Regions from separate parts of the Homo sapiens genome. Here region 1 is linked to region 2. A link is a loop called in an ENCODE intact Hi-C map of the cell type or tissue named here. Cell type or tissue: sigmoid colon. All regions are shown on one strand. Each heading gives the region's core, and the rest is flanking DNA. Links, peaks and the distances in the headings are about the cores only.

The links. Peaks named below come from ENCODE experiments on the same cell type or tissue, not always from the same donor. Only the 100,000 strongest peaks of a DNase experiment are listed, where the experiment ranks them.
Region 1: a loop joins it to region 2, with 3 times the contacts of the local background. A loop is called at or near these places in 6 of 110 quality-filtered maps.

Annotation. Positions count from the first base shown.
Region 1 is chr11:12,264,825-12,272,824 of GRCh38, reverse strand. It overlaps a transcript of MICAL2 not described here. Among named protein-coding and RNA genes, the nearest start is that of MIR6124, 110 kb to the right of the region's middle. In sigmoid colon, for the core only: no CTCF peak of the experiment used is centred there; a DNase peak (open chromatin) is centred at 3,524.
Region 2 is chr11:12,059,303-12,075,165 of GRCh38, reverse strand. It overlaps LINC02547 (long intergenic non-protein coding RNA 2547), which reads right to left. Exons shown (of 2, transcript NR_135109.1): 2 at 13,381-15,863. Among named protein-coding and RNA genes, the nearest start is that of LINC02989, 20 kb to the left of the region's middle. RefSeq lists enhancers at 8,493-9,015, 8,031-9,230. In sigmoid colon, for the core only: no CTCF peak of the experiment used is centred there; DNase peaks (open chromatin) are centred at 4,575, 8,095 and 8,775; H3K27ac peaks cover 1,752 bases.

The sequences.
Region 1 (8,000 bases), core at 1-8,000, 200 kb before region 2:
TTGTCGCAGGTGGCCACTACCCCTTCAGTCAGGGTCCCTGATTGAGGGCACATGGAACAGACCTGGAGCCAAGCTATAGCCTGGAGCCAACCCAGTCAATCCCTTGGGGCCTCCCTCGCCCTTAGACCTACAGCCTGAAGCAGAGCTACTCAGTCAACCCACAGACTCCTGAGCAAGAAAATAGGTGCCATATGCCACTGAGACTGGGGAGGCTTATTACATAGAATGACTGTGGCAAAGACCCAGCTCCATGCCTTGCTTCTTGTGTGCCTATGAGCTGTGTGCCCAAATGCTTGTATTTCCAATAGATGCTGTGTCCTCCTCAGATCCAGGCCTGTGCTAGGGGTTTGGGGATGAACCTGCCACCACAATCCCTGCCTTCAAGGATCTCTTTCTGTCTCACAAGGGAGATAAGGCATGTTCACAAATATCTACGTGATAAGACAAAGCATGTAAGAGTGAGGCATGGAAGAGGCAGAAGGGGAGGGAGATCTGACTTCCATGCAATAGCAGCTTTGGGTTAAAGGCACTGCTATGACTGGGCTTGGGGATGAGGGGAGAGAGTGGTGGAGTCCAGGGTGGCCTAGCAGGATGAGGCGGCTGCGGGTGGCCAAGGCAAGCTCAGCTATGCCAGTCTGCAGAGGTACCAGACCCACAGCCCCCACGCCTCAGAGCCCAGACCAAACCTGTAAGGAACACCCAGTGTCCTGCTTTTCTCTTTCCTCCTTCCATGGAGGGATGGAACAGGCCAGGGCTCAGCCTGGCTCCCTGGGCTCCAGGAGGGTGGAGGGCACGGCTGACAGATGGCCTCTCAGAGCACAGAGCCAGGGCCAGCGTCTCTCACAGTGAACCCAGACATCAGGGCAGGGACAGCAGTGTTGAGGTAGAGACTCTGTAAAAAAGAAGCTGGTACTTCCTCTGGGCCCCCTTTTGCCAATGTGCCCAGACAAAAAGCCTCAAAGGAGGCCAGTCTCCTCCCCGACTTCTGCAGTCTAACACTCAGGCCATGGCTAGTGCTGGGTTTTATGGGGTTCAGTGCCACCTCCACGAGAAAATTCCTCCAGTCAAGTGGCTACTTCCAGATATCTCTTTTCATTCCCAGACAGCTCCATCTGTGTGCGTATAACAGTAGTAATACTAGTGGCACTAGTACAAATACTGGAAATAATGCTAATGACAGTAACAAAAGCAACACTGACTCATCGAGTGCCCATATGCCTTCATCCACCCTAGCATCCCAACAGCCCTAAGAGAACGGTATTAGCATCCTCACAGGATGAGTGGAAAAGATTGGAGTCCAGAGAGAACACCCACCAGGCCAGCCAGTGAGTGCACAGTGCTGGGTATCACCGCAGCTGGGCCTCCGGCTGCTGGGCACAGAGCAGCTGCACATGTGGCCAGCCCCAGGTGAAGAGCCAGGTGTGCTCACCTGTGCTGCATGCCCACACCACCAGCCCTCTTGCTGTCTCCCTGAGGCTGGCTGCTCTTTAAGAGTTTGCCTGAAGCCATCTTTGCTCATTTGGAGAATGAAGGACTCTAATGGGGGCTGGAGGATGACAGGAGAGGAGGTACCTAGGAGTCATGGGTGAGAAGGATCCAGCACCCTGCAGAGCAGCTGCTGCCAGCCTGTGGCACGAAGCAGCTTTGCCCAGAACTGAGCACCTCAGCCTCATCTCAGCTCTGGCCAGATACCTGCTCCCTGACAAAAGATAGGACTTCAAAGATCCTAAGTGCCGGGTCCAAGGCCTACCTATGAGCCTGGGAAAGGCAGAGCCAGGCAGGGTCTGGGGAAACGTCTGTCCTCACACATGGCTCCCAACAGCCAGGTCCAGAGGCCCTTTCCTGGCCAGACCCCTGCCGCAGGGTTATGGAGAGGCGCGGCACTCCCTGGTTCTGCGGGTGAAATTGCTGCTGCTTTCTACTCAAGTCTGAAACTCTTCCACTCACCCCCAGAACCCAGGGAGATGACAACGCAACAGGCCTCCTGTGTGCTGCTATTAACCCCACTTTGCAGGAAAGGAAACCAAAGCTTGGAGGAGTTATCACACTTGACCAATGTCACACAGCTCCTAATGGCCAGAGCCATCTCTGGCCACTGTCCACTGTTCTCTCTGCAGAGAAAAGTTGAGAAAGAAAGCGGCAAAACTAAGAGGATCAGGATCCAGTCAGGAAGACAGGGCCAAGCCAGGGAGTTCAACAGAAGCATCCAGACAGGAAATGAACTGCAATGGTGCCGGAAGAGCTAAAAGCCAAACAGGGATGAAGCAACCCAGAGAGGAGCAGCAGCAGGCCACTGTCCCTCAACAGCAGAGGGACAAGGAGAAGAGCTGGTGCCACCAGAGCCCAGAGGCCACAACACTGCCACTGCTGCAAGGCAGGGAGCTGGGAGGGACACCCTGGCTTCCCCTTGGATCCTGCCCTCCAGCCCCACACCAGCGCGTCCAGCAGTCAAAACTAACAGTAAGCCAGTTTCAAGGGAGCTGGAAAATGTAGTTTGCAAGGGATACGCCTTTTCAATACAGAGCCAGCCAGAGAAGGGCGGGGAAGGCATCTGAGCACACACAGGTAGATATCTGGGATTCTGAGCAGAGTGGCCTCCCTGCCCTCTTATAAGAGGGGACACTACAAGTCCCCAGCAGGATGAGGGAGGGCCCTAGGAAGATGCTTGTGGCAGGCAGTCCTTCTACCCACTGCCAGTGTATGTCACAATTGCTCTGGGAAGGAGACTAGTCGATGCCAGAGCCAAAGTCCTTTTCAGTGTGTGGCCCTTTAGGGAAAAGGCACAGGTACCAAGATGGGCTGGCTGCCCTCATGGGGGCTTCTGAGAGTGACCCCTCAGGGTGCAGTCATGGGAACAGGAGTCCACGGATCTTCAGGGGGTGAACCAATTGATGGGCAATCTTCGGCCTCTGGCTCCTCTGCCCTGGGGCATGGCTGTCCTGCCTTGCTGTACTCCTTCCAGGAGTGGACCTGGCCCGTGTGTGTAGGTGTGCAGATACACACGGACACACCCTCCACTGCCCACAAGCCAGGCGTCATTCAAGGGGCCCTGGCTGGCCCTAGCAGTAGCCTTTGTGCAGGGACCAATAAATTAAAATGTAAACCTGAGGAAGATGCAAGCTTTGACAGGCAGTGCCGAGCCTCAGCCCCTTCCCCACGGCCCTCAGCAGAGCTGAGCAGCTCCTCCCACGAAGCCCTCATCCTGGACACTGGGCCAGACACAGGGAAATGCTGCCACAGACGGCTGGCGATCTGGCACCAGCCCTCAGCACATGGCTCCCTCTGGACACCAGGACTCCTCCATTCAGGTGAGGGGTGGGGGCACACGCTGTATCTTCCCAACAGCTCTGCAGGCTCCAGAGTATCAGGGAAGCTGAATTTCTTTGCTAACAGCAGCATGTCTGGAGCCTTCTTCTTGGAACCTGCTTCTTTTCTTCCCTCTTCTTCTGACACTACAGGCACTGTGTCTGGCCAGCTGTGAGCCTTCAGCTTTGGGCACAGCCAGGACCCATACCCGCATTCCTCTGAATGAGGAGGGCAGGAAGAACTCTAAGTTTCTCGGAAGGCAGCCCAGCAGCAACCCTGTAAAGCAGGAAGGGAAGTAGCCTGGGGCCCACTGTCATTCCCTCCTGTTCAGAACCTGGCCAGAGCAGCAGCAAGACCCCAGCACTGAGCAAACAATCCCCGTCCAGCTGCCACATGTCCCCAAGGGAGTCACAGCCAGGGCCTGGTGTGGGTTGGGGATGGGAAAAGAGAAAATCTGATCTTCTGGCATTTCTAGGCTCCTACAAATGGAAGAGTTGGACTCTTATTTTTTTTTTTCCTTTGAGACGGAGTCTCGCTCGTCGCCGAGGCTGGAGTGCAGTGGCACAATCTTGGCTCACTGCAAGCTCCGCCTCCCGGGTTCACACCATTCTCTTGCCTCAGCCTCCCGAGTAGCTGGGACTACAGGCGCCTGCCACTACGCCTGGCTAATTTTTTTTTTTTTTTGTATTTTTAGTAGAGACAGTGTTTCACCATGTTAGCCAGGATGGTCTCGATCTCCTAACCTCCTGATCCGCCCACCTTGGCCTCCCAAAGTGCTTGGATTACACGCGTGAGCGACCGCGCCCGGCCGAGTTGGCCTCTTTATCTGAGGGTGGGTCCCCTGCTTCCTCAGCCCCTCTGCTGCCGGGCAGGCAGCCTCTCTTGGTCTCAGTTATAGGCACTTGCAGGATAACTGGGCTCAGGGGATCAAAGCCATGCTGAGCCACCCATATGCCTTGGCATGGGGGCCGCACCCTCCAGCCCAGGTTATGGTGGGTGGAGTGTTCCCCACCCTGTCCCTTGTCTCACATCTGCCACCTGGATTCCTGTGTCAGGACCCCAGAGCAAGGCACAGTGAAGAGGGGACAGAGGATGTGTGTGGGCCAGTGGCCTGGGCCTTGATGCCCCAAAAGGGATGCTGCTGGAACTGCTCTCTGCTGCCAACCTCAGCTTGTCCCTGAGAGGAGGCATCCAAGGCCCACCTGCTGCTGTGCAGACCCAGCTCTCCCAAGAGTTGTACATGACAATGATGCCCCTCAGAAGGCAAAATAGAAGCAAAATCAAAACTCCCTTCTCATAATCAGGGGGTCTGCAGTGGCAGCCAGGACACACAATGTCAGACTTCTCTTCCTCCAGGTCTCCCTCCTGAACCATGCTGGATGCCAGCCAGACCTTCCCCAGCCCGAGATGGCTGCATGTTCTGCAGTCTGAGGTCCAGGCCAGAGGGCATATATCCTAAAAATATTTTTTGAGGGCCCACTATGTGCTAAGTGCAATTCTGTCGGGGTTATACAAGCATTGAAAGGCAACCAAGACCCCTGCCCTCATGGAGTTTGCATTCAGTGAGCTGGAGAGCTGCTGGAGTTTTGAGCAGCAGTGAGACATAAATTCTAAAAGGATCATCCAGGCCAGGCACAGTGGCTCACACCTGTAATCCCAGCACTTTGGGAAGCTGAGGCGGGAGGATCACTTGAGGTCAGCAGTTCGAAAACAGCCTGGCAAAACCCTGTCTCTACTAAAAATACAAAAGTTAGCTGGGTGTGGTGGCGGGTGCCTGTAGTCTCAGCTACTCGGGTGGCTGAGGCATAAGAATCACTTGAATCCAGGAGGTGAAGTTTGCAGCGAGCTGACATCACTCCAGCCTAGGTGACAGAGTAAGACACTGTCTCAAAACAAACAAACAAATAAATAAAAGGATAATCCGGCTGTTTTGTTGAGGAGGTTGAGGGGTGAAGGGAGAAGCAGGAGGCCTCAGAGGGGTGGCTGCAATAACTTGGATGACAGTGGCGGAGGGTGGTTAGTGCGGAGGTGGTGAGGAATGGACAGCTTCTGGATATTCCTCAAATTTGCTAATGGATTTCGTGTGAGGTCAAGAGAAAGAAGAGTCAAGAATGACTCCAGGGCCTTTGGGCTGAGCAACAAGAAAAGGGGAATTGCAGTCTCCAGAAATGGGGAAGGCTAAGGGCAGAGCCTGTTTTGGGGGAAAATCAGCAGTTGGAGTGGACATTTGGGCTGGACATGCCCAGTAGACATCAGGTGTGGAGCAAGCGGGCAGCTGGGCACAAAGTGAGAGCCTATGCCCCCTCCTTGCTGAGACTCGGGCACTCACTAAGGCAAAACCAAAGTCCACCGGCAGGTGGTGGGAGGGAAGGGGAGCTCCAGAGCTGAGGCCTGGGTGTCCGAAGGGAGGTGGCTGTTGCCTTTAAGAAGGCTGGGGAATCAGAAACCTGGAGGAAAGCAGATGGTGCCACCAGTGTGAATCGAGACCGCTGTCTAGTTCCCAACCTGAAGGTGTCCTGTCAGGCGTTCTGAGCCCCAGTTAATCGAGAATGCCCGACAAGTTTTCCTCTGGGCGCTCTATGCTGTGCAAGATCAGGAAAGTGCTATCTAGAACATGGCAAAGAGATCTTGCTGTCCTGAGAGTCAGACACCTTGAAAAACCCTACACTAGAGGCATCCTTAGCCCCAGTTCACAGAAGGGACCTGTCTAATGCCACTGAGTCAGTACCAACTGCTGGGAGCAAAGCCTGGTCTTTGGTGGAGCCCAGGCCCTCAGCATGCACCGAGGTTCCTCTTAGAGCAGGCACCTGACTCCTAGCCTGGGCTGTGGGACTCAGTCCCTTCACAGTGGAAAATGTGGCTCTAGACTTGCTTCTGCCTCCCTAGTATCAGGAGCTTCTTTAACATCAGTACTGACCGCAAGGTTGCCACAAGGAGGTGAAGAGCTAACGAAGTTCTGCACATAAAATTCTTGGCCCACTACCTGGCACAGAGAAAATGTTCCCTATATAACAGCTGGCTGGGGGGCAGTAAAAGATGCAGTAACTTCTTTTACTTACTTAAGCCTTTTTTTTTCTTAAGTTGTAAAAATGAATGCATTTATAGAAATAAAGGGGAACAGCCCACCCACTCTGCTTGACCGACTTACACATTCAAGTTGCACAGATTTATTTCTTCTGCTGGATTATTTCCTCAGGATAAATTCCCTGCAGTAGAATTATTAGGCCAAGAGGTCAGAGCCCTTTTCTGGATCTTAATCAGGGTTGCCATAATGCTTCCCAGGAAAAGATTCTCCCAGTTTACTTTTTACTCAATACTTGGGATGAAGTTCATATTTTTTTCTTACAGTTTTACTTTTTTCTTTACTAATTCAGTAGATGCACTATAATTTTTATTATTTTCTTTTTGAGACAGAGTCTCACTCTGTAATCCAAGCTGGAGTGCAGTGGCATGATCTCAGCTCACTGCAACCTCTGCCTCCTGGGTTCAAGTGATTCTCGTGCCTCAGCCTCCCAAGTAGCTGGAATTAAAGGCATGTGCCACCGTGCCCAGCTAATTTTTTTTTAGTAGAGACAGGGTTTTGTCGTGTTGGTCAGGCTGGTCACGAACTCCTGACCTCAAGTGATCTGCCCGCCTCAGCCTCCCAAAGTGCTGGGATTACAGGTGTGAGCTACCGCACCTGGCCCATGTGCACCATAATTAATTTACTTCCTTTAAAAACCAAGTAGGAATACTTTTGTAAATGCTTGCTTTTTCTTTTTAGTGTTTACTTTTAAAATTTGCTTAAGGGTAAATTGCCTGTTCATAGCCTTTGCCTATTTATCATTGACTCTTTAATCAACAAATATTAACTGATCATCTACACTATGAGAGGTGCCCAGGAACATCTGTTTTAAATGAACCTTGAAAATACCATGCAATGAACTTCTTTGTTATTACATTTAGTTCATATTTTTCCCTAGTCTAATGGTCTATTTAATATTTTATTACTCTACATTAAGTTTTAAAAATGTATATAATCAGATTTGTGTCATGTTTTCCCTGTGTGGTGTTCTTCCTATTAGAGGATTTATGCTTAGAAGGTTATCACCCCATATCTAATCAATACTTAATTCCATTTAATATTTAATTATATGGTTTTCCTTTTAAAATTCTAAGTCTTTAATCCAATATCTCTGAATTAAACACTAGTCTACCAAAACTATGTATGTAGAATGCAATATTCAAAAAAAGCAAACCAAAACAAAAACAAAATGTTCACATAAGTATGGGACAGCTGACTTTCACAAAGTTGATTAAACTTCCCTACAAGGATGCCTCAGAGACTTGACATGCTAATGAATCTTGCTAGTCTCCAGGACGGGGGAGGACTGGCAAGATCAGTACAAAATATTCCTCAAATGTTGTGATCATGGACTCCTTTGTTGGTGAAGCACCACTTGGGGTGTCACGCTTTGACAATAAAGTGACGATTTTTGTCTGCTTTACTCCCTGCTGTATTCCTAGTACATAGTAGATGCTCAGGAAATATCACAGAGTTGAGCAAACAAATGAGCACATGCACAGTTAAATATAACAGATCTCATCTAGTACAGCAATACTGAGCCACATCTCTAAGGTGCAGGGAGGTGTGGGGACTTCGCATGGTTCCCTGCTGTACCTAGGGCTTAGAATAAGGCCTAGGACAAACATTT
Region 2 (15,863 bases), core at 3,285-11,284:
ACTTATCAGGGCTTGCTCTCCTGGCTACAATGGGAGCCCTGAGGCCAGGATGCGAATAGGCCTGAGTTAGCCTGCTGAACAGGCCATGTGGACGCCAACCAAGGTGTTCCAGCTGACAGCCAGCACTAACTGCTAGATGCATGAGTAAAGCCACCTCGGAAGACCTAGCCTTAGCCACACTGCCAGGAACTGCAACAGCATGAACGATCCCAGGAGAGCTGAGCCCAGCTGAAATCACAAAACCCACAGCAAATAAAATGGCTGTTGTCTTAAGCCACAAAGTTTTGGGGTGGTTTGTTACACAGCAATAACTACTGGATACACTGACAATCTGACACAGCCCTTTCAAGTTCATTCACATGCCAGGCACTGTAGGAGGCACTGTGGATGCAGCCACGAGAAAGAATGCACATGAGCTCTGCTGTCTCAGGACACTTATGACATTATCACATACCAGGCACTGCCAAAGGCTTTCCATGCTTAATCCAGATGAGAATATCACAGTGTCACCACCATCTTCCTGATGAAGAAACCAAATCTCAGAGGAGGTAAAGAAATTGCCAAATGTGGCAGACTGTATTCTCCAAAGGCAGCTGCAACGATATCTGCCAACTGACATGCTCTGCTTGGACCTTGCCAGGGCCCTATTAAGAGACAGAGTCTGATGCCCTTCTTGAATCCGGGTGGGCTTTGACTGTAAACCGATACAATGAAGCAGAAGTGACCTACCGTGACTTCTGAGGCTTAGTCATAAGAGATGCTACAAGTTCCACCTTATGAGCTGGGGCACTCGCTTTTTTTTCTTTCTTTTTTTTTTAATGGACACAGGGTCTTTGCTATGTTGTCCAGGCTGGTCTCAAACTCCCGACCTCAAGCAATCCTCCCTCCCCAGCCTCACAGATTGCTGGGATTACAGCCATGAGCCACCAAGCCCAGCCTGGCACTTACCTTTGAAGCCCGGACTTCCAAGAAAGAAGTCGGGTGACCCAAAGTTGCCATGCTATGAGAAATCCTAGCACACACAGAGAGCTCACATGCAGGTGTTCCAGTCTAGGTGGAAATCCAGGTGATTCTAGTCCCCAGCGGTTGAGTCATCCCCCAGACATTGAACCTTCCCCCTTGAGGCCCAGATGTCATAGATCAGAGAAATCCTGTCCCCACTGTGCCCTGTCCGACCCACAGAATAAGCATAACTAAATGGATGTTTACTCTACTGGGTTTTGGGGTGGCTTGTTACACAGCCAGAAGATAGAATACCTATGTTTACATTGCTAGGTAACAGGAAGGGGAGTGAGGATGCTTCAGACCCTAGCAGTTTAACTCCTGAGTCTGAGCCCCTAACCACTCTCCTGTTTTCTCCCCGTCTCCTCTGTGATCCTTCTGCTCCCACACTCCTCCCTCACCAGAAGAGAAGCATGGCTCCCCTGATGCCACCTCGTCATCATCAGAAACCACTTCATTCCCCACATGCTGGCCCAAAGAGGCGGGAGGGAAAGGAACAGGTGTGCTTCTTACTCTGTGGCTTCCAGGACATCGCCTTCCGTGGCGTCTCCTTTTTGCAATTTCAGTCACCCTCTCTTACCTGGGCTTCGTGAAAACACTCTCCTAACCTTTAGGACACGGTCCCCCCTTCCTCCATCATTTCAGTTCCTGCTTCACAGGTGCCCTTTGCTCCCCCATTGAAGCCCACATGAAAAAAATGTGCCTACTGGGTGAACCTCCAATGGGTCAGGCACATGGTAGGGATACAACATTGAGAGAGCTCCGTATCCATTTCCTATGGCTGCTGTAACAAATTGCCACAAACTTGGAGGCTTACAACAATGCAGATTTATTATCTCATAGTCTTAAAGATCAGAGGTCCAAAATGGGTCTCACTGTGCTGAAATTGAGGTGTTGGCAGGGCTGCGTCCTCCAGGGATTCATTCCTTCACCTTTTCCTGCTTCCAGAGGCTGCCTGGGTTCCTTGCCCTTTCCTCCACCTTCAAAGCCTTCAGTACGGCATCTTCAAACCTCTCTCTGACTCTCCTGCCTCCCTCTTCCACTTCTAAGGACCTTTGTGATGATACTGGGCCTGCCCAGATTATCCAGGAAAACATCCCCATCTCAGGATTCTCAGCTTAATCCCATCTGCAAGGTCCTTGTGCATGTAAGGTGACATAGTCACAGATTCTGGGATGAGGACGTGGACGTCACTGGGGACACCATCATTCTGCCTACTGCAAGTTTTTAGGTGAAGCACCCCCTTGGGTGAGGTTATATATTTACAGCCGAAACTGCCACTCCTCAGCTACATGCATCTTCTCTCTTTCCTGGACACACAATTCCTTTTCTTGTGGTCAAGCACAACAACGATGCCACTGTTTATCAGAGAACAGAGTTCTGGCCAATGGGGTGTGGGTGTAAGAGATGGGCAGTGCTTGCAGGCTCACACAGACTCACACGACCACCTCAGATGAACGCTTCCCTTTGCCCATCCATAAGTTGAGTGAAGAGTACCCAGGGTAAGGTAGAACCACAGGATGGAAGAAGTCAGGGTCCCTGAATGACACTGGAACAGTCTCCCTGCTGACTCACTTTGTATTTTGATACGAAAGTAAGATATTAAGACATTGACATTTGAAGGTTGGTTGTTACAGAGGTTAGTCTACACTGGCATTATACAACTATAAAAGTGTACTTTAAAAGAATTTGCAGGCCGGGCACAGTGGCTCATGCCTGCAATCCCAGCACTTTGGGAGGCCAAGGCGGGTGGATCATGAGGTCAGGAGATTGAGACCATCCTGGCCAACATGGTGAAACCACATCTCTACTAAAAAAATACAAAAAATTAGCCGGATGTGGTGGCACATGCCTGTAGTCCCAGCTATTCAGGAGTCTGAGGCAGGAGAATCGCTTGAACCTGGGAGGTGGAGATTGCAGTGAGCCAAGATCGTGCCACTGTACTCCAGCCTGGCAACAGAGCAAGACTGTTTCTAAAAAAAAAAAAAAAAAAGAATTTGCATAAACATACTTCATAAAAGTTATATGGTACTAAATTTTGTAAGTAAATATAGCATTTGCTTACTTTCACAATAAGTTGGTCTATGACATAAACTCTATGTGAACAAGAAGTTTCCTTGACCAACAACAAAATGAAATCAGGGATTCTGCTACTCAGCTGTAGTCCGCCCTCTGCACCTGATTTATCTCTGTGTTTTGTATTGACTGCTTACACAGTATTGAAGGAGTTCTGATGAACATACATTAGTAACCGCACATGGTAACAAGCATTTTTTTAACTTGTAAGCTCCAGAAACTCTTCAATAAACAGATTGTTAGAAAAGCTCAATTCTGAGGTCAACACAGAAACTAGTTAACTGCGCAACAGGAGTTAATGTTTGAGAGAGCTTCCACTCAGATTTATTTACTCATTGTTTACTTTCAAAAGGATCAAAGATGATTTACCCAAAAACCTGCAGGAAAAATGAAACCAAACAAGGCAAGCAAGAACAACAAGATATGAGCCCAGTGGTCAAGCACCTGGAGTTAGGGATTATGTGGGCCAAGATGCAAGAGAGAGGGAGAGAAAGAGGTAGGGTCGGGGGTGCTTGGGGAGGGGTGGGCAGAAACATTCCCTGTGTTCTTGGAAATGTCATATATTCTCCAAAATGGTCCTTATAAGCAAATGACCAAAGGGCCTTACAACTAGATGATCATGTGTCTGGCTAGAGTTAAGAGCTGAGATTCCTACAGTTGTTCATCAGAGTCTGGGCCCCCCCCAGCGCTGGTACATACAGACGTGGAAAGAGAGGCTGGGGAGAGCCTGGGACCCCAGAGCAGTCACTTCAAGGCAGGGATCAGCATTGGTACAGGGACTGGGTGGAAGGCGAGTTCTGAGGAGCCCCTGTTCCATCCTGAGGAGCCCCTGTTCCATCCACTGCCAGAAACAGTAGAAGGTTCTGGAAGTCCTGCCAATGGCCAAGCAAGGCAAGTCTGAGAACTGGCCCCACTGTGGAGCCCAGGACTGCAGGAGAAACCACTTCTCCCAGACTGGCCTGGGCAGCTCACACCTGCCGAGTGTCTGCTGCACCACGAAGGAAGCTGGTGGGGAGGAAGGCCACTCCCATTAACCAAGCACCTATTTTGTGCCAAGCAGCACACTATGCCCATTGCACATATTTCACTTTGAACAGCAACACTGTGTGTGTGGTAGGTGCTTTTAACCCCTGATTTAGAGATGGAGAATTGAGCCTCAGCAAGATTAGAGAAGTCAGCCCCAAGAGCACATGGCCATTCATGGCGGAGCTGGGATTCGAGCCCGCACTGCCCGGAGCCAACGCCCATGTGCTCAGACAGCTGCCAGAGGCTCCAGCTGCTCCCTTCAGGCTGCACACGCCACGAGTGTCAGGTCACCCCCTCTTAACTTGGATCTGACAGAAATAGGCCAGAGTGGGGAGGCACTGTGGCCCTCATGTCACAATTAAAGCTATAAATGTTCTGAAGGTGGGGGGTTTAGAACAACCAACCTTGGCTGGGGGTGAGTGAGATGTCTGAGGGAGCCGCAGAGCCAGGGTACACAGCGTGCACACCAGCGTGGCAGGGGACAATGTGTTCCCATCTTCGGAGGCCCTTTGGTCCTCATATTTCGTAGACTCAATGACACAGACCTTCTGGAACATCAGGAGACTCCTCAGAACACTCTGAACCTCTTATTGTTTACACAACAGCAGCTGCTATGAGATTCCCAGAGCTAATCCTTGTGCAATTACCCATGTTAGAAGTGAGGAGACTGAGGCACAAAGAGATTTGCACCTAAACTGGGATCCAAAAACTGGTGAGGGCTGATAAGTGGGTGGGCTATGGTCCCCAAGAATGTCCATTATAGGTCTGATGCTCTGATGGTGGGTTTCAATTAGTAGCAGCAGTAAACATCTCCAAATAAAATGTTGACTTTACCTCTGTGTTGTGGGCCCTGCCATTTGTGAACCGGATGGGCAGTAGTGGATGGTGATGCTCAGAGTTCTAGATGCCAGGGGTTTGATGGTGGTAGAAGTGGCCATCAGAGCAGGCACCCCACATAATTGCCCAGCCACATCCATAGAATGGGGCTTCTCTCATCATTAAGACAACAGATACGTGTCTTCATAAGGCCCCCAAACAACCAGCCTTTTAAATTTTGTTACTTGTTTTGTGACAGTATATAATCCTAAGTCACCTTTCTAAGTGACACTGACACTTATCTGAATCCCAGCGGCCCAAGCAGGATTCCATGGATAACGAAACCCACTTTGTCCTTTTCTTTAATAAAGTTGTCACCCGAATCCCTGCCCTCTCAACTCTCCACTATGAAATATGTAAGCCGTGATTATTTTTCCAAATGATACTGAAGTGCGTAGACTTTCAATAAGAAATGACTCGGGGTATTTTATTCAGCCAGAAATTGATGTGGATGTTTCTACAAAACTCTCATTTGGGTACTTTCTTATTTAAAATTTTTTCATGAAAATTAAGCAGCATTTTTGCATAATTGAGTGTTCTTGGGCATTTAGTTTTTTATGGCTGAATGTTTTATTTGAAAGTCTACATAAATTCCTTTGTGAAGGGAGGTGGAGCAGCAAGAAGAGGGAAAGAGGAGAGAGGAACGCGGCGCAGGGCCTGGCTACATGGGCCCCAGAGCACGTGTCGGCTGGGCAAGGGAATGGGCAGATGAATGAATGGAACGATTGTCAAGCAGGGGACGTACGTAATCATTGCTCCTCCCTGTCACCTGCAAGATCATCCAGAAATCTCTGATAAACAAACACCTGCCAGTTCAGGGCTCAGGGCCCTCTTCAGAGATTGGAGGCTACCTGGGACCCGGGACAGAGCAGTGGCTGATGGATACCAGATGCGACACCTACCCTTCCCTGCTGGCCGCCTGCTAGTTTATCAAACCCCTCCACATGGTTTCCTCCTGGGAGGAACACCCCTCCCAGGAGGCGGAGCAGGGATCTTCCTGTTGTACACTTGGGTTCTGCACCTGGAGCCAAAAGGAGCACTGTGCCCAGCTGGAAGAGGGGGAAGTCAGAATCAGCATGCAAGTTGGATGTCAGTGTGGTGAGGCCACTCTAAGCATAGGAGACCTGACAGGTGCCAAGTCCCAGCCAGTGTCTCAACCTTCATAAACCCGCACACTTAGATATCTCTCCCCACGAGGCCACAAAATTGAATTTGTAGATTAAATGGTGAGAATAATAAGAATATCATGTGTCCATTTTCTTTTTCCTTCTTTTTTTTTTTTTTTTTTTTTTTTGAGATAGAGTTTTGCTCTGTCACCCAGGCTAGAGTGCAGTGGCGCAATCTCGGCTCACTGCAACCTCCGCCTCCCAGGTTCAAGAGATTCTCCTGCCTCAGCCTCCCGAGTAGCTGGGATTACAGGTGCCCGCCACCGTACCCGGCTAATTTTTGTATTTTTAGTAGAGACGGGGTTTCACCATCTTGGCCAGGCTTCTCTCGAACTCCTGACCTCATGATCCACCTGCCTCAGCCTCCCAAAGTCCTGGGATTACAGGTGTGAGCCACTGCACCCAGCCCATGTGTCCATTTTCAAACAGCACACCTCCTTCATCTCAGACTCTGGAAAAGTACCCTAGGGGTCCCAGGCCCCACATACTCCACCCCTCCCAAGTGAGACTGCCCTTCAGTGAGAGACAGGGGGCTGGTCCCCTCTTCTCTGTAGGGTGGGACCATAAAATACTTCTGGTAGGGGGGAAACAATAGGGCCATTTGACCCTGAAGATCCAGGGGCCCCTACTTTTGGCTGTTGTCCACTAGAAAATTTGGGCAAAGAAACAGAGAGAGAATTGGTTAAAAGCACCAATCCTCAATTAAACCCACTGACTGTTTTTCTACATGAAAAATCTGAGCATGAAGAAATGAGCTAAGTGTTGAGTGGGAAGTGTCTCAAAATCTGCAAACTGCCAAGACTTACTAAGAATCTCAAAGACTTAACCCAAATTATTGAGGGACAATGGCTCGCTAGACCCCTCCCGAGGATGGTGAGTAGGATGACAATGACACGCGAGAGACAGCTAAAAGAAACAGGGACATTCATCTTGAAAAGCATGCAGCTGCTGTTTTTGAATCTCTGGGGCGCTCCAAGAGGAGCAGGCTAGTTCAGAGTGGCCTTTCAAGTGAGGACAATGAAGGGGGGTACACACAGGGAGACAGCAGGGAAAAATGAGGAGGGGCCAAGAGTGAGAGCCATCAGACCCAGGCTGGGCTGATCCATAAGGTCCTGAGCTCTCTGCCCCTGGCAGAATCACAACAGTCATTAATTCATTCATTGAATCAACCTATCAAGGTGAAAATCAGTGTGATGAGGCCACCACTAAGCTTAGGAGACCTGAGCAGGTACAGTGGTAAAACTGTGCATTCAATGAATGAATGAATATTTGGATACTGGAAGCAGGGCGTTCAGGACCTTACAGGCCAGCGCCTGAGGTCTAGCAATGTCTGGATGTACTGAGGTCTAGCAATGATTTGAATGCCAGAAGTAAAACTGACAAGACAGGCAAAGCTGTTGCTTTTAGAAAGCTCACATTCAAGCAGGAGAGATAAACAACACACACATACACACAAAAAAAAAGCCATGAAAAAACTAAAATGTATACATACACAGTAGAGATAGGGTTATGCAAAAAAAAAAAAAAAAAATTGAACAGGATTATGGGAGAGGGCATGCTTGTGTTTCCTTTGGATTGGGGAGTAGGAGTTAGCTTTTAGCTAGGAAGGTGGGAGGGGAGCATCAGGAGAGGACGGGAGAGAGTGACCTTTGAAATTCCTTCCTCTCTGAATCCACAGTCTCACAACATACCACTGCCCATTTGCTTACTAAGATCTGCAGAGGGACCCGTGCTGCAGTGAATACAGTTAAGGCAACTTTGCACTAAGCCCCCAGTGGGTGTTTGGATAGGGCCAGGCGTCCTGAGCATGGTAAAGTGGCAGCTTCCCCTTCCTCCCACCTGCCGCTCCCTGCACATTCTGCCTGCCTGGCAGGCTGGATTGTGTAACTGCTTGGGCTTGTGTTAAGAGCCTAGCTCAGCATGGAGCTTGTAAATCTTCTCTCACATCATGAAATGCCAGCAATTTCACAGCCAGGGATTCCTGTTCTCATAAAGTCCCCACACCAGCAGACTTACATCTAAAAGTGTCCTCTGGAATGACAGATTGATGTCAGAGCTGCCTGAAGCCAAACACCAGGGCAGGCAGCCTCGTGGCTCACTCGGAAGGAAGGGCTCCCCTGCAGCCCCTGGAATTGGATGTCATGATCGCCAGGCCTGGTTGGTGGGGCTCTGCCTGCAAAGGGATCGTAAAACACAGCTTCCTGAGGAGAAATGGAAATGATGGCCCCACACTGAGAACCAAGCACCTGGAACACATTTGTGTTCAACACTATTTGAGGGGATAAAAAGAAAAAAAAATGCTTCTAAACATATATGCAGTTGTAATCCATATGGGAAATACTCACTTTTGAGTGACTCTTACTTGGCTCCCATTAGAATGACCTGTGGAGCTTTTCAGAGATAAGCATACAGAGAACTGCGGTTCTCAGGAGATCCTGATTCAGGAGAATCTAGAATCTAGAAAGGGGCCCCTGCATCTGTGGAAAAAGTTCCACAGGTGAAGATTTACCACCCAATACGTAAGAACAACAAAAGATGAGTAACAAGAAGGACATCGTGGCAGCCTTCTAATACGGTCCCCAATGACCCCCACCTCCTGGTATTCAGAACTTGTGCAATCCCCTTCCCTGGAGAGTGAGCTGGACCTGGTGACTCACCTCTAAGCATTCAGCAGGGCACAAGATAAAGGGATGTCACTTCTATGAATAAGTTACAAAAAGGGGGTGGCCTGTTTGGGCACCTTCTTGCCTGCTCTTGTTTGCTTGCTCTCAGGAAAGCCAGTCGCCATGTTGTGAATTGCCCTGTGGGGAGACCCACATGGCAAGAAATTGATGCCTTCAGCCAACAGCCAGTGAAGACTTGAGGCCTGCCCACAGCCACATGGGCAAGCTTGGACATGCACCCTCTTCCAGCGGAGGCTTGAGACGATGGCTGCCCCAGGGGATACCTTGACTGCAGCCTTGTGAGTGATCCTGAGCCAAAGGCACCAAGAAGAGTGCTCCCAGATTCCCAATCCACAGAAGTTTTGAGATAATAAATGTGTTATTTTAAGCTGTTACATTTTGGGAATAATTTGTTATGCAGCAATAGGTAACCAATAAAGACGTGTAACAAAACATGAATTTTGGGGCAGGGGGATTATGAGTGATCTGTAACTTCTTCCTTTTGCTGATCAACATTTTCTTTTTCTTTCTTTCTTTTTTTTTTTTTTTTTTTGAGACAGGGTCTCAATCTGTCACTCAGGCTGGAGTGCCATAACATGCTCACAGCTCACTGCAGCCTTGATCTCCCAGGCTCAAGCAATCCTCCCACCTCAGCCTCCCAAGTAGCTGGGACTACAGGCATGCCCCAAGATACCTGGCTAATTTTATTTTTTTATTTTTTTAGGCGGAGAAGGAGTCTCACTCTGTTGCCCAGGCTGGAGTGCAGTGGCACCATCTCCGCTCACTGCAACCTCTGCCTCCCGGATTCAAGTGATTCTCCCATCTCAGCCTCACACACTCACACATAGCTGGGATTGCAGGTGCCCACCACCATGCCTGGCTAATTTTTGTATTTTTAGTAGAGACAGGGTTTCACTATGTTGCCCAGGTTGATCTTGAACTCTACCTGCCTCTGCCTTCCAAAGTGCTAGGATTCCAGGTGTGAGCTACTGTGCCCTGTTTATATTTTCTATTTGTTTTTAATGTTACTATGGATTATGTTCAAAATGAAAAATTATTTTAAAATTATATTTTAAAAACTTGTAAAGGAAAACATAGGAGAAAATGTTTATGACCTTGTTAGGCAAAACTTTCTTAGACAAGTCACCAAAAAGGGCAATCTAAAAAGAAAAACAAGGTAAATTGGACTTTATCAAAATGAAAATCTTTTGCTCTTCTAGAAATACCATTAAAAATATGAAAAGACAAGGCCAGGCATGGTGGCTCATGCCTGTAATTCCATTACTTTGGAAGGTCGAGGCGGGTGGATTGCTTGAGGCCAGGAGTTTGAGACCAGCCTGGTCAACATGGTGAAACCTCATCTCTGCTAAAAATACAAAAATTAGCTGTGCGTGGTGGTGCATGCCTGTAATCCCAGCTACTTGGGAGGCTGAGACACAAGAATCGTGTGAACCTGGGAGGAGGAGGTTGCAGTGAGCTGAGATCCTGCCACTGTGCACTCCAGCCTTGGCGACAGGGAGACTGTCTCAAAAACAAACAACAACAAAAAAAACCCCAAAAAGACAAGCCACAGACTAAGAGAAAAGAATTGCAAATCATATATCTGATAAAGGACTTATTTCCAGAATATATAAAGAACTCTTACAACACTAAGACAATCAACCAAATTAAAAATGAGAAAAACATTTGAACAGACATTTCTTTGAAAAAGATACACAAATGGCTAATAAACACATGAAAGGACATTCAACACCCTTAGTTATTGGGAAAATGCAAATTCAACCACGAAGAGGTACCACAGGATGTGAAGAAAGTGGAACTCTCATACGTTGCTGGTGGGAACATAAAATGGAGCAACCACTTTGGAAAACAATTTGGCAGTTTCTTAAAAAGTTAACTATAAACTTATTATATGACCTACTCCTAGGAATGTAACCCAGAGAAATGAAAACATACGTCCACACAAAGACTTGTATGCAAATATTCACAGCAACTTTGTTCTTAATAGGCAAAAACTGGAAACAATCCAAATTTCCATTGACAGGTGAATGAATAAGCAAAATGTAATAAACGCATCCACTGAGATAGTACTTAGCATAAAAAGAAAAAAGTACTGATTCATGCCACAACATGAATGAACCATAAAAACAGTATGCTAAGGGAAGGAAGCCACACAGAACAGAATACATGTTGTATGATTCTGTTTATACGAAATGTCCAGAAAAGACAAATCAATAGAGGAAGAAAGTAGATTTGTGGTTGACTGGGTTTAAAGTAGGACTATATTTGACTGCAAATGAGCATAGCATGAAATGTTTTGGGTTGATAAAAATATTCTAAAACTGATTGTGGACATGGTTGTAAAAGTATACAAATTTATTACAAATCATTGAATTGTATATTTACTATAGGTGAATTTTATGTTATGTAAATTATACTTCAATAAAGCTGTAAAAAGGTTATATTCTGACTGGGTGCAGTGACTCACACCTGTAATCCTAGCACTTTGGGAGGCTGAGGCAGGTGGAATGCTTGAGTCCAGGAATTCGAGACTAGCCTGGGCAACACAGCAAAACACTGTCTTTATTAAAAATACAAAAATGAGCTGGGTGTGGTGGCGCACGCCTGTAGTCCCAGCTACTTGGGAGGCTGAGGTGGGAGGATCACCTGAGTCTGGGAGGTCAAGGCTGCAGTGAGCTGTGATTGACTGTGCCACTGCATTCCAGCATAGGTGATAGAGTGAGACCCTGTCTCAAAAGAAAAAAAGTTATGTTCATGACCTTGAACCCAGTAAGTCATGCTAAGGGCACCATCAGTAATGTATATAAAGGCTTACATCAACCGCGCTCAAAAGAGTGTGTGTGTGTGGTTTTTTTTTTTTTTTTTTGAGTTAATGAAAAACTGGAAACAACTTGCATGCCTGGTAATAGAATAAATGACTAATAAGTGGTGATCCACTTGATAGAGTAGAATGTAGCCATATTAAATGATACATACAAAGAATTTTTAAGGACCTGTGTTAATGCTTAGGATAGAGTATAAAATTGTTATTATGGCCACATTTCTCCAAGAGTAAAAAGAGCTTATATATAAATGTTTATTTTTAAACATAGTTGAATTTGAGCTGTGAATGCATGACTCTCTATATATAATATAACCAGATGCATATATGAATATAGCTTTTTTTCCTTCTGGACATTTATACATAGTAAACTGCTGGTGGCTATATAAGTAATATCTGTTTTCTTCTTTGCTCTTTGTTATATTTTCTGATTTTTAAAAAAATTTTGGCCTGGTGCAGTGCCTCATACCTGTAATCCCAGCACTTTGGGAGGCCAAGGTGAGTGGATCACTTGAGCCCATGAGTTTGAGACCAGCCTGGACAGCGTGGCGAAACTCCATCTCTACTAAAAATAAAAACAATTAGCTGGGGTTGGTGGCTCGTGCCTGTTGTCCCAGCTACTCGGAGGCTGAGGTGGGAGAATCACCTGAGCCCAGGAACCTGAGCTGCATTGAGCTGCAATTAAGGCACTGCACCCTAGCCTGGGCAACCAGAGTGAGACTCTGTCTCAAAAATAATAATAATTTTTTAATTTTTAAAGATAATATATCACTCTTTCTGCCCAGGCTGGAGTGCAAAGGCATGAACATAGCTCACTGCAGCTTCAGTCTCCTGGGCTCAAGTGATCCTCTGCCCAGGTAATAAAAAGATTTTTTTTCTGCAGAGACAAGGTCTTGCTCTGTTGCCCAGGCTGATCTTGAACTCCTGGCCTCAAGTGACATTCCTACCTCAGCCTCCCAAAATGCTGGGATTACAGGCATGAGCCACTGAGTTCAGCCTGATTACTTTTTTCCAAAAAGCATGTATTTGTTTTTAAAAGAAATAAAAAAATTGTCTAGAGAATAAAGAAAGCAAAGAGATGGCAGATCTCCCCTCTCCTGGTCAGATGAGAGGCTGTGGTTTCCTCCACGAAGGGTACGCCCTGGGCTCAGTGAAATGACGCAGAGGGCCTCTCAGCAGCTGCAGACATCAAAGGCAGTGAGCCCACCTGGAAACAGTGGCCTGAGTCCCATTCATCCCAGCTTGGACTCCTCAGTCCGTTAGAGATTCTGGAACAAGGCAGCCTGATGCAAGGACACTTCCCTTCTCAATGGCCAAGGGGAAGAGAGGATCCTGCATAGAGAGGCCTCCAGGGCTGGCTTGTCACTGCAGGGTGCCAGGCAGGAAGGGGAGCAACGACTTTGGAAACAGACACCTGAGACTCACTAGAAACCACGAAAGCCCGGGTCTGAAGGATGCAGCTGTGGCACCAGGGAGAGGGTTCAACACTGCGGACGCAGAGACCCAGGTGTGAGCTCTGACACTGCTATGGAAGCCACACTCTGTGGAGCCTGAGGAAAGCTACTGATCCTCAAAGAATCTCAGTTTCCCCATCTGTAAAGTGGGGACAACCACATTGCCTATTTTCAAAGTGGTAACCTGTATCACTGGTTAATAGGATTCAAGGTATAAAGGGGTCATATTAGTTCCCCGCGGATGCTGTAACAAATGACCACAACCCAGGTGACTTAAAACAACAGAAATTTATTTTCTCACAGTTCTGGAGCTAGATGTCCAAAATCGAGGTGTCAGCCAGGCCATGCTCCCTCTGAACCCTGAGGGGAAAGCTCCTTTTTTGCTTCTTCTTAGCTTCGGGGGTTTCCGGCACCCCTTGACGTTCCTTGGTTTGTGGATGAATCTCTCCAGTCTCTGACCCTCTCATCACATGGCCTTCTTCGCCATGTGTCTCTGTTTTCTCGTCTTCTAAGGACATCCGTCATTGGGTTAGGGCTCCCTCTACTCCAGCGTGGCATCACCTTGATTAATTATGCCTGCAAAGACTATCTCCAAATAAGGCCACATTCCGAGGTTCTGGGTGGACTTGAATTTTGGGGGGACACTATTCAATCTAGTATGGGGCATTTGGGTGAAATAAATTTGGGGGAGACTGCCTGTCATAACCTCCCCCTTTGAGTTTCACCATGCACATTAGCCTATTAAAAGCACTGAACAAAGAACTATAGAATTTCCCAAAATTGCACACAGAATCTATTAACATCTGAAGAAAGTACCATTTCTCAGGACCCAGCCTTGGAGAGCCTGGTCTGCATCATAGGGCAGTTGGGGATTCTGTGAATGTAGCACACAATAGCAGTCACACTATAGGAGCTTCATCAATTTCCCTTTCTCCCCAGTAGCCACGAGTCCAGACTTGGGGCCATGCCCTTGACTGCTACCCATCTCTTACTAATGGCTTCTACCACATGTTGCATGCTCTGGCTTCAGGAAGATGGAAAGGGCAACACTACTCCATGGCTGAGTGGGAAAATTCCAGCCTTATGGTTGAGACCCAGAGATAACACTGCTGAGGAAGTAAGCTTCTCTTTTTTTAGGAAGAGAACTCTCCACTGAGCTCTTGGAAGGAAAAGTAGGGCAGGAAATGAAGTCTCTGGGATCCAAAAGCAAGGACCTGATGGAAGAAGCAGACGGCTTGGAGGCAGGTATTTGGCAAGTGCGCTAGGAAGCCATTGGGCTGTTCCCCCTCAGCAGGCAGCTCTGCACAAGGTCCTCTAGGAGCAAAACTCAGGAAGCTCTGGATTCAGATGCCACTACCAAAGAACAGTCCAGGTGCTTCTCCAGACCATGAGCTCCAGGAGGACAGGGACCCTGTCTGGCTTGCTTATTGCAGTGAATAGACTGGTAATTGGTACGTGCTAGGTGCTCAATAGAATTTGTATAAAGAGCCAACTAGTTAATAATCCACAGGACAGTTGCCTTAGCCTGTTGAGGCTGCTATAGCAAAATATCATAAACTGGGTGGGTTAAAAACAACAGCATTTATTTATTTAGAGATGGAATCTGTCTTTGTAGCCCAGGCTGGATTGCAGTGGTGTGATCTTGGCTTGCTGCAACCTCCACCTCCGGGGTTCAAGCGATTCTCCTGCCTCAGCCTCCCGAGTAGCTGGGATTACAGGCATATGACACCACACCTGGCTAATTTTTGTATTTTTAGTAGAGACGGGGTTTTGCCATGTTGGCCAGGCTGGTCTCAAACTCCTGACCTCAAGTGATCTGCCTGCTTCAGCCTCCCAAAGTGTTGGGATTACAGGCGTGAGCCACTGCACCCCGCCTATTTCTCAATTTTGGAAGCTGGAAGTCCAAGATCAGGGTGCCAGCATGGTTCTGGTGTGGGCCCTCTATGGCTTGCAGACTGCCAACTTCTTATTGGAAAGAAAGCACAGGAGCTCTCTGGGGTGGCTTTTTTGTTTTTTGTTTTTGAGACAGGTTCTCACTTTGTCACCCAGGCTGGAGTACAGTGGTGCCATCACAGCTCACTGCTGCCTCTGCCTCCTGGGCTCAAGTGATCTTCCCACCTCAGCCTCCAGAGTAGCTGGGACTATAGGCATGCACCACCCATGCCCAGCTAATTTTTGTATTTTTAGTAGAGATGAGGTTTCGCCATGTTGCCCAGGCTAGTCTCGAACTCCTGGACTCAAGCAATCTGCCCACATCAGCCTCCCAAGTGCTGGGATTACAGGGATGAGCTACCATGCCCAGCCTGGGGTCCCTTTTATAAGAGTACTCATCCTGTTTATGAGGGCTCCACCATCATGACCTAATTACTTCCCAAAGTCCCTACCTCCTAATACCATCACTTTGGGATTAGAGCTTCAACATAAACATTTTATAGGGACACAAACATTCAGTTCATTGTAACAGTATTTTCTTTTTGTTTTATAATCTCTTTTTTCCTGAAATAAAAAAGACATGTATTCATGTTATAAAATATCAAAAAAACACACAAACAGAAAACATTAAAATGTGTTAGAATCAAAAGATCTTTATGTGCTGGGTGCAGTGGCTCATGCCTGTAATCCCAGCACTGTGGGAGGCCAAGACAGGAGGATCATTTGAGGCCAAGAATTTGAGACCAGCCTGGCCAACATAGTGAAACCTGGTCTCTACTAATACAAAAAATTAGCCAGGTGTGGTGGTGCACACATGTAATCCCAG